Linked DNA regions of Homo sapiens: region 2 is linked to region 1. The links are chromatin contacts, found by Hi-C in ENCODE. All regions are on one chromosome and are shown on one strand. The core of a region is the stretch at or near the end of the contact, and the rest is flanking DNA. Distances in the headings are between cores, read along the strand shown. Region 1 has its middle 140 kb from the start of LINC01787. Region 2 overlaps LOC105378866 (a long non-coding RNA gene).

What was found. Hi-C counts contacts between places; a loop is a spot of excess contacts on that map. Pooled maps may share reads with other maps.
Region 2: a map of Calu3 shows a loop between it and region 1 (2.9-fold over the local background). The contact joins two enhancer-like sites. A Hi-C loop is called at or near these places in 3 of 168 maps with a recorded cell type or tissue (A673, Calu3 and PC-3), 3 of 37 single-sample maps with no recorded cell type and 1 of 50 pooled maps.

The regions. Positions count from the first base shown.
Region 1 is chr1:96,232,352-96,235,998 of GRCh38, forward strand. No RefSeq gene overlaps it. Among named protein-coding and RNA genes, the nearest start is that of LINC01787, 140 kb to the right of the region's middle. Within about 2 kb of position 2,116, at least 2 of the 41 ENCODE cell types and tissues checked have a DNase peak (open chromatin) inside an H3K27ac peak, as active enhancers do.
Region 2 is chr1:96,518,996-96,522,579 of GRCh38, forward strand. It overlaps LOC105378866 (a long non-coding RNA gene), which reads left to right. Exons shown (of 3, transcript XR_947618.2): 2 at 2,081-2,426. Among named protein-coding and RNA genes, the nearest start is that of LINC01787, 150 kb to the left of the region's middle. Within about 2 kb of position 1,781, at least 2 of the 41 ENCODE cell types and tissues checked have a DNase peak (open chromatin) inside an H3K27ac peak, as active enhancers do.

The DNA of each region.
Region 1 (3,647 bases), core at 866-3,365:
CAATTTTTGTTTAAAAAAATCTAAAATTATCATTTGTTTGTACATGTTTGTTTGAGTATGGAGGAAGGTGCCAAATGATTCATATCAGACTGTCACTTCGGTTACCTCAGGAGCATGGGAAAGATTGTAAACTTTTCCTCATCAACCAGTACCTAGTACTAGTAATAGACAACTAATACCTTAGTACTATTTGCATCATATGAAGAAGATGTGCTACTTTTACAATTTTAGAATATATAGTAAACTAAAGAAAAGTGGGGACCAGACGCGGTGACTCACGCCTGTAATCCCAGCACTTTGGGAGGCCGAGGCGGGTGGATCATGAGGTCAGGAGATCGAGACCATCCTGGCTAACATGGTGAAACCCCGTCTCTACTAAAAATACAAAAAATTAGCCAGGCATGGTGGTGGGCACCTGTAGTCCCAGCTACTCGGGAGGCTGAGGCAGGAGAATGGCGTGAACCCGGGAGGCGGAGCTTGCAGTGAGCCAAGATCATGCCAGGGAACTCCAGCCTGGGCAACAGAGCCAGACTCCCCATATCAAAAAAAAAAAAAGGGGGGGCAGGGGAGGATAAACATTACATTTTGATAATAAAATTTTAATTTTGTTCTTTCCACATCTCTTTAAATTTTGCAGTGGCCATAGATAAATTAGATACTTTAGTTTAAAAAATGTTTAATTAACTTCTGAAAATGGAAAGTAAACCATAAATGAACCTTTAGGATATAGATAAGGAACCGTTGTTCTCAACAGGACTTTACTCACCAATCTGATCATGAGGTTTGTTCAGAGGGCTGTTTAAAATGTGAAAAACACATGCTTTCCATCAGAGTGCAGAGCATCTTTAGTCTATGAAATAATAAATATTTAAAGCATTCTTTATATTTGGGCAGGGCTTGATGGGAAAGATGGTCAAATGCTATCCCTGAGAACTTCAGTCACAGAAAGGTAAAAAAGACTCAGGCAATTATCCAACGAGTTCCTGGTTAAACTGGGAAGAGGGCTCAGCTCTCCAGTTCTGATCTGGTCAGCTGACATCTTATTTCTGAAATGCAAACTGGTAGAACTGAAAGAAATGTCTGTATATTGTACACACATCTGAGATAAAATGAACAAATATACACCAAATTTCATTGTCTAGTCCCTTTATATCAGTATTTTTTTTTTGAATCGTGGTGGGACAAAGTGCAAAAGATCTTGTGAGCATCATTTTAACAATGGGCTAATGAGCGAGAGTTTTGCTGAACTTCCACTGGCAAACTGTAGAATTCCCTAGAAAACCACATGACAGGACTTAGTCATCCCGTGTTTCTATATTCTCTTTGCCCTGGCAAAATTAGATTCCTCAAGTCAACTTGATGCACCAAACAGAACTTTAAAGACATAAGCATCTCTGCACTTTTTAAATGAAAAATGTTTTGAGGAAGGTGAAAGGAAAGAATCATTGACCTTGATCATTTCTGAGCCAAGATGTCTGATTCCCAGCAAAAGCTGTTCAAGTGAGAGGAAATGTATGAAGAAAAGGAAATACATACTTCCTAATTCTACTGTAAAGTTTGTCTCTAAGTATCATGTCCCTAACAGATAAATACACCTTTAATGAAATTTTTTAATTCATTTTTTTTTTCTAAAGAGACAGAAAAAAGATCTGCTTTATTTTTCCCGTTTAAAGCTTTCACCATTGGGACGAATTCAAACTTATATTCTTCTTAGGATTCAATTGGCAATGTCTGATATGCTTTAGTTGACAAATCACTTCCATCTTTGTGATCTGTTTAATTCTCACAAAAACCTTTTAAGTTTGTTATCACCCTCTTTAACGGACGCAACAGCTAAAGTGCAAAGAAACTGAGTGATTAATTCATAGCCACTCGGTGGCATAAGCCAGATTCAAAGTTAGGTCCTCTTTCTCTAAATTCTACATACTTTCTTCTCCTCTGCATTTGCCTCTCATGCTACTGTCTCTTTTACAGCCTTTGAATGCTTCACAAATATATCTCAGCCCCACTTCATCTCTGAGCACCAGCCCGAAAGCCTAAAATGAAAAAGCAAACATGTCAGAATTAGAGATTCAAGTAAATGTTGAGCGATAGCACCAATTATTGGCAGCCCGCCCACACCTTTGAAATGCGAGCGATTCTTCAGTCTACACCCATGCCTCAGACAGGGGCTCTCGGGAAACTGGTGACTCATTCCATAATGAGTCTGGACAAATAGAAAGGCCCAGGAGGCACTTGCATATAATAATCAGGAGATATTGACTTCTTTTGAGGTCAAGAGCAAGATTTATTAACCTAAGAGATAAATATTGACTGAAATTTTGGATAGTTTCTCTTTTTCTTCTCAGAAACCTGGTAAATTACTCAGACTGCCACTCAGACACTTGGAAACAGAATTTTCCTCCAGTTTTATGTCCGTCTTTAGTTATAGACCTCCTAAGGGAGGAAAATCTTTGTACTATATTTTAGAGAGATATTTAAAATCCTGCTAATTATTGCTTCATTTTTATCTATTCTAAGACTCGCTGGCCAGAAGCCTTTTATTAAACAGTAACAGGTTTTCACGTCCTTGGGGCTTTTTTTCTATGGTCTTCAGTGTCTGGCTGTGAGTCCAAATTTCAATTCATCTCATGTGATAGCCTCTATTCTTTTCCTCTCTAGTTTTCTCTCATCCTTAAGAAATAGTTTGCCTCCCATGGAAACCCCTCCCAGGCCTTCAAATTGTGCAAGTGGGCCTTAGGAAAGTTGTGTTCCAAAAGCCCCTCATTGTGACACACTTATCACTAAGTCATAGCAAACCCTTTTTTCTTCTGATAAGTTACACACAGATGCCCCAGTCCAGAGGGTCTGTTCAAGTATCCAGGGGCCTCCCTGTCCCTTTGCCCTGTGGCTTGAAATGGTTTGAGTTTGTCTTCAGATGTTGGTCAGATTTATTTTCTTCTTTTTCTTGACGACACGGAACAATCACCCGAGATAACCTGCTTTCTTTTCAGACCTTTTTCCTTGATATTTCTTTTCTTGGAGTCATCTCCTTTCAGTAAAGTTGAAGGTATATCCTCACATTATATTAAAAGCTTCAAAACTGTAAATCTGCGAGGCTTCAAGAATGTACTCTCTTCATTTAAACGTACTCCTTTCTGATCAGAAAGATCAATAACTTCCACAGCATGTTTTTGCTAAGAATGAGTATGTTTAAGGCTCTTATCTCCTTGACTCGAATAAATTACTAAAAGTACTCATTCTAGTTACTTTGAAATACCATAGAAACATTTGTGGCATTAACACAGTGTATTACAGCTTTTGAAGTTTTATTACTTTTCGGTTCTTTTTTATTATATATTTAAACTGTAATCCCCTTTCTTTTCTTGAGATGATTGTGTTTGCCAAAGACCTGTATGGAAGAAGTTTGCCTTTCTTTAGAAGCATTTTCCTCCCACAGACTCATTCCTTCTGAGGTTGTTATGAATTTTTAATCACAGAAGATGTTACTACTATTATTTTCTAATTCTGAGAGTCACCCCTATGCTTTGACACCACTGGAGCACCTGCAAGGCACCAAATCCAGCATGCTGCCTAGGTAGCAGGTGGGAGGTCTTGATAGAAATGCTTAATTGAGATTTGACCATGACCCACTTTCTAGTGATAAG
Region 2 (3,584 bases), core at 531-3,030, 290 kb after region 1:
GAAGAAGGAGCTGCCATTTTGAACATGTCTAGTCCCAGGTAGCTTATTCCTACTGGCACAGCTGCCGGCATTCGCCTGCACAAGCTTCCAGCTTGCTTGTCTATGTCTGCAGCTCGATTTTACAGTCTGCTCTTTGTTAGAAAAGAAAATGATTTGGGGGCTGCTTTTCATTAAAAGGAAAACCTTACCGAGGACTTCCGTACCCTCACTATCTGCCTAAGTAATTTCTTCTTAACAACTCCTGTATCAGCGCCACTGCAACTCCAGCTTGGACAACAGGCTGGAGACCCTGTCTCCAAAAATGAAAAAACAAAACAAGAGTCCAATATGGAAGTCAGTCAGGGGGCCTGAATTCTTAGACTCAAATGTGCTTCTGACAGACACGCTGGGTGAGTCTGGTCAACCCACTTACCCTCTCTGGGTTTCAATTTTCTCATTAGACTGCCTTTTGTCTACATTTTCTTCCACTGAGTCTATTTGACACCACAGGTAATAAGTGTGAACTGCCTGTATTGGTTTTTGTTGTTGTTGTTGTTGTTTTGAGACGGAGTCTCGCTCTGCCGCCCAGGCTGGAGTGCAGTCGTGCGATCTCGGCTCGCTGCAAGCTCTGCCTCCCGGGTTCACGCCATTCTCCTGCTTCAGCCTCCCGAGTAGCTGGGATTATAGGCACCCGCCATCACGCCCGGCTAATTTTTTTGTAATTTTAGTAGAGACGGGGTTTCACTAGTTAGCCAGGATGGTCTCGATCTCCTGACCTCGTGATCCGCCCTCCTCGGCCTCCCAAAGTGCTGGGATTACAGGCGTGAGCCACCGTGCCGGGCCAACTGCCTGTATTGTTGACTGCTGTACCTCCAGCAACTAGAATGAGGTTTAGTACATAGAAGATGTTTAATTCTGTTGAAAGGGCAAATTCCTTAGTGGTGTGCTCTGAGGTTTTATATGTGTGGCTTTTGCTTTTAGCATAACTTTGAGTAACAGTGGAGAGGAGAAAATAAAGATCAGGATCAGTTTCTTGGACAAGAGAACGTCCTTGCCTAAAAACCAAAACCAAACAGTTCAAAAAAAAAAAAACTATTGCAAAGCCCTCACTGGGTCTTGTTCTGCTTCAGAAATCTTGCAAGCCCTGCAGTGCGCCTGCTGGGAAGGTTATACAAAGCAGAGCCCACTCACAGAGGCCCAGAGTCGAATCATTGGCCCCCTCCCCCTTTGCATTCCTTGCCTTCCTCTTTTACTGTCGCTGAAACCTGCCCTATAAATCAGATTTAATTATCTATAAAATTTGGTGTAGAAAAGGATTTACTCATTAAAAATGTTCATCAACTTGCTACCCACGTTCCAGACTAATAGAAGCGGAAAAGGAACACCATGGAAACACCAGACGGGCTGGAGAGATAAGCAAGCTTTGAAATACCTGAACCTCGGTTAAATAGCAAGTTCCAGTTTCTGTATTTGCCTTCTAAAATATCATGTCAGGAATAAGTAAATGTCACCAAATAATCAACCTGTTTCGCTATCTTTTCTTTTTTGGTTACTTGCTTCAACAGGTTTTTAAAAATGGGTTTTCTTAGTTTACCTCCTTTGCCTGTGTGATACCCAAGATATTCTCCCCAGTGGTGTGTGTGTTTGCAAAATGTCATAATCCTCTCTACAGCCAAACACAACGGCTCGCATTTAGTCACAGAGTGAGGAGCAGTTAATTAATGAGAGCCAAGGGAGGCAGTGAGGAAACATTGGAGAAAAACGTAGCCAGAGGAAGATCAGAGGGGAAATGTCTGAAGTCAGTCCAAGATAAATCTTCAGTCCTTAGGGAAAGCCCTGGGGTAGATGATGTGGGCTGCCAACCAAGTTGGATTTTGTGTGTGTATGTGTGTGTGTGTGTGTGTGTGTAGCAGGGGGAGCAGTTGTTTGTTCTTTTTGTTTGTTTGTTAAAGTGTGGAAGCAGGGACTGTAGGAACTTGGGGAGAAAGAATGTTAGAGTAGCTTCAACAAGGCAAAGCTTCTATCTAAAATTGCACATTAATTTCCATGAAACTCTTCATTCGTGAAAAGGCAAAGATCTAAAACTTTTTCTCCTTTCTAGCACATGACAGGATTTTTGTCGTGACTTTCCTAAATTCTCACTGTGCCAAGCAAGCAAGAAAGTGCCCACAGGAGTGGGAGGGAAAAGACACATGGGATGGCAGCAAGGAAACCTGCCTAGAGGAGCCAGCCATCCCGTCTGTCCCCTCACTTCCTTCCAGAGAGAACGTCTTTCCTTGACAGCGCCTGCCTCCTGTCATTTCATCCCAACACTTTGCCCAGCCCGGGAAATCTGGATTTTCTTTTTAAAGAAAGATGTCTAGAGAGAAAAATAGAAAATGAACAGCCAATAGAAAGTGCAACAGAGCTTGTTGATTTGGTTCTGTCAGATGCCCCAAGTGTTCGTGGTAAGGCCCATTTTTTATTTCTAGAGACTTGTTTCATTTCACTTGCTGTATTCTTCTTTCTTCTGTGTGCCTTACTGTATATGTTCTTTTGTTGTTTGTCCCTAGGACCTCTTTCTGAGCCTTCCATTCGTGATTTATCTAATCTCATGAATTCACCAAAACTGACCCAAATTAGGGGTTGTGCATGTTTTAACTAAGTTTGGGGAAAACAGGTTGCTCCAATTGCTATCCAGTCATTAATAGGATGGGTTCTTGTTCTCAGCTCACATAAGATCTTTGAAGACTCATGCTCTTAGCTGGGCGCAGTGGCTCACTACTATAATCCCAGCACTTTGGGAGGCTGAGGCGGGTGGATCACTTGAGGTCAGGAGTTCGAGACCAGCCTGGCCAACATGGTGAAATCTCATCTCTACTAAAAATACAAAAAAAAAATTAGCCAGGCATGGCAGTACATGCTTGTAATCCCAGCTACTCGGGAGGTTGAGGCACGAGAATCACTTGAACTCAGGAGGCAGAGGTTGCAATGAGCCAGTGAGCCAAGATCACACTACTGCACTCCAGCCTGGGCAACAGAGTGAGACTCAAGAAAGCCAAAAAAAAAAAAAAAAAAGACACATTCTTGACCATACAACTGTAAGATTTCACAGATACACCACCCAGACTGATGGTCTGACTGAGTAAGGAGGCTTGGTCTTGGCCCAGTGTTTGCCCCAGGAGACTGTGGGGTTAAAAAAAAATAAATTATATGATAGGTTGTGCTTTGTGATATTCCCCCTGAGCCATTGTTTTGTTAATACACAGCAACTATTTACATATATGACTCACCTAGACTGAGCAGCTCATAGACAGGCATCTTGTCTTATTCACAAACTCTAAGACAGTGCCTAGCCTGTAGAGGGATTTCAATAATTTTAAATGAACGAATAAACAAATAGCCTTTTCAATGTTAGAGCTACAGAACCATCTGATTCAAACACAAAAGCAAAAATTTTTAAACCTGTAGCAGTTTGACCTTTTGAGTTTACCCTTTTACTAAGACTATAAGACACCATGAGCGATGGCCCTGGTATTTTCCATGAGCACTGTGCTCTCTATCTCTTGCTGTTCCTATTTTGTCATTATCCTTGCTCCTAATCCAAATAACCATAAGAATACACC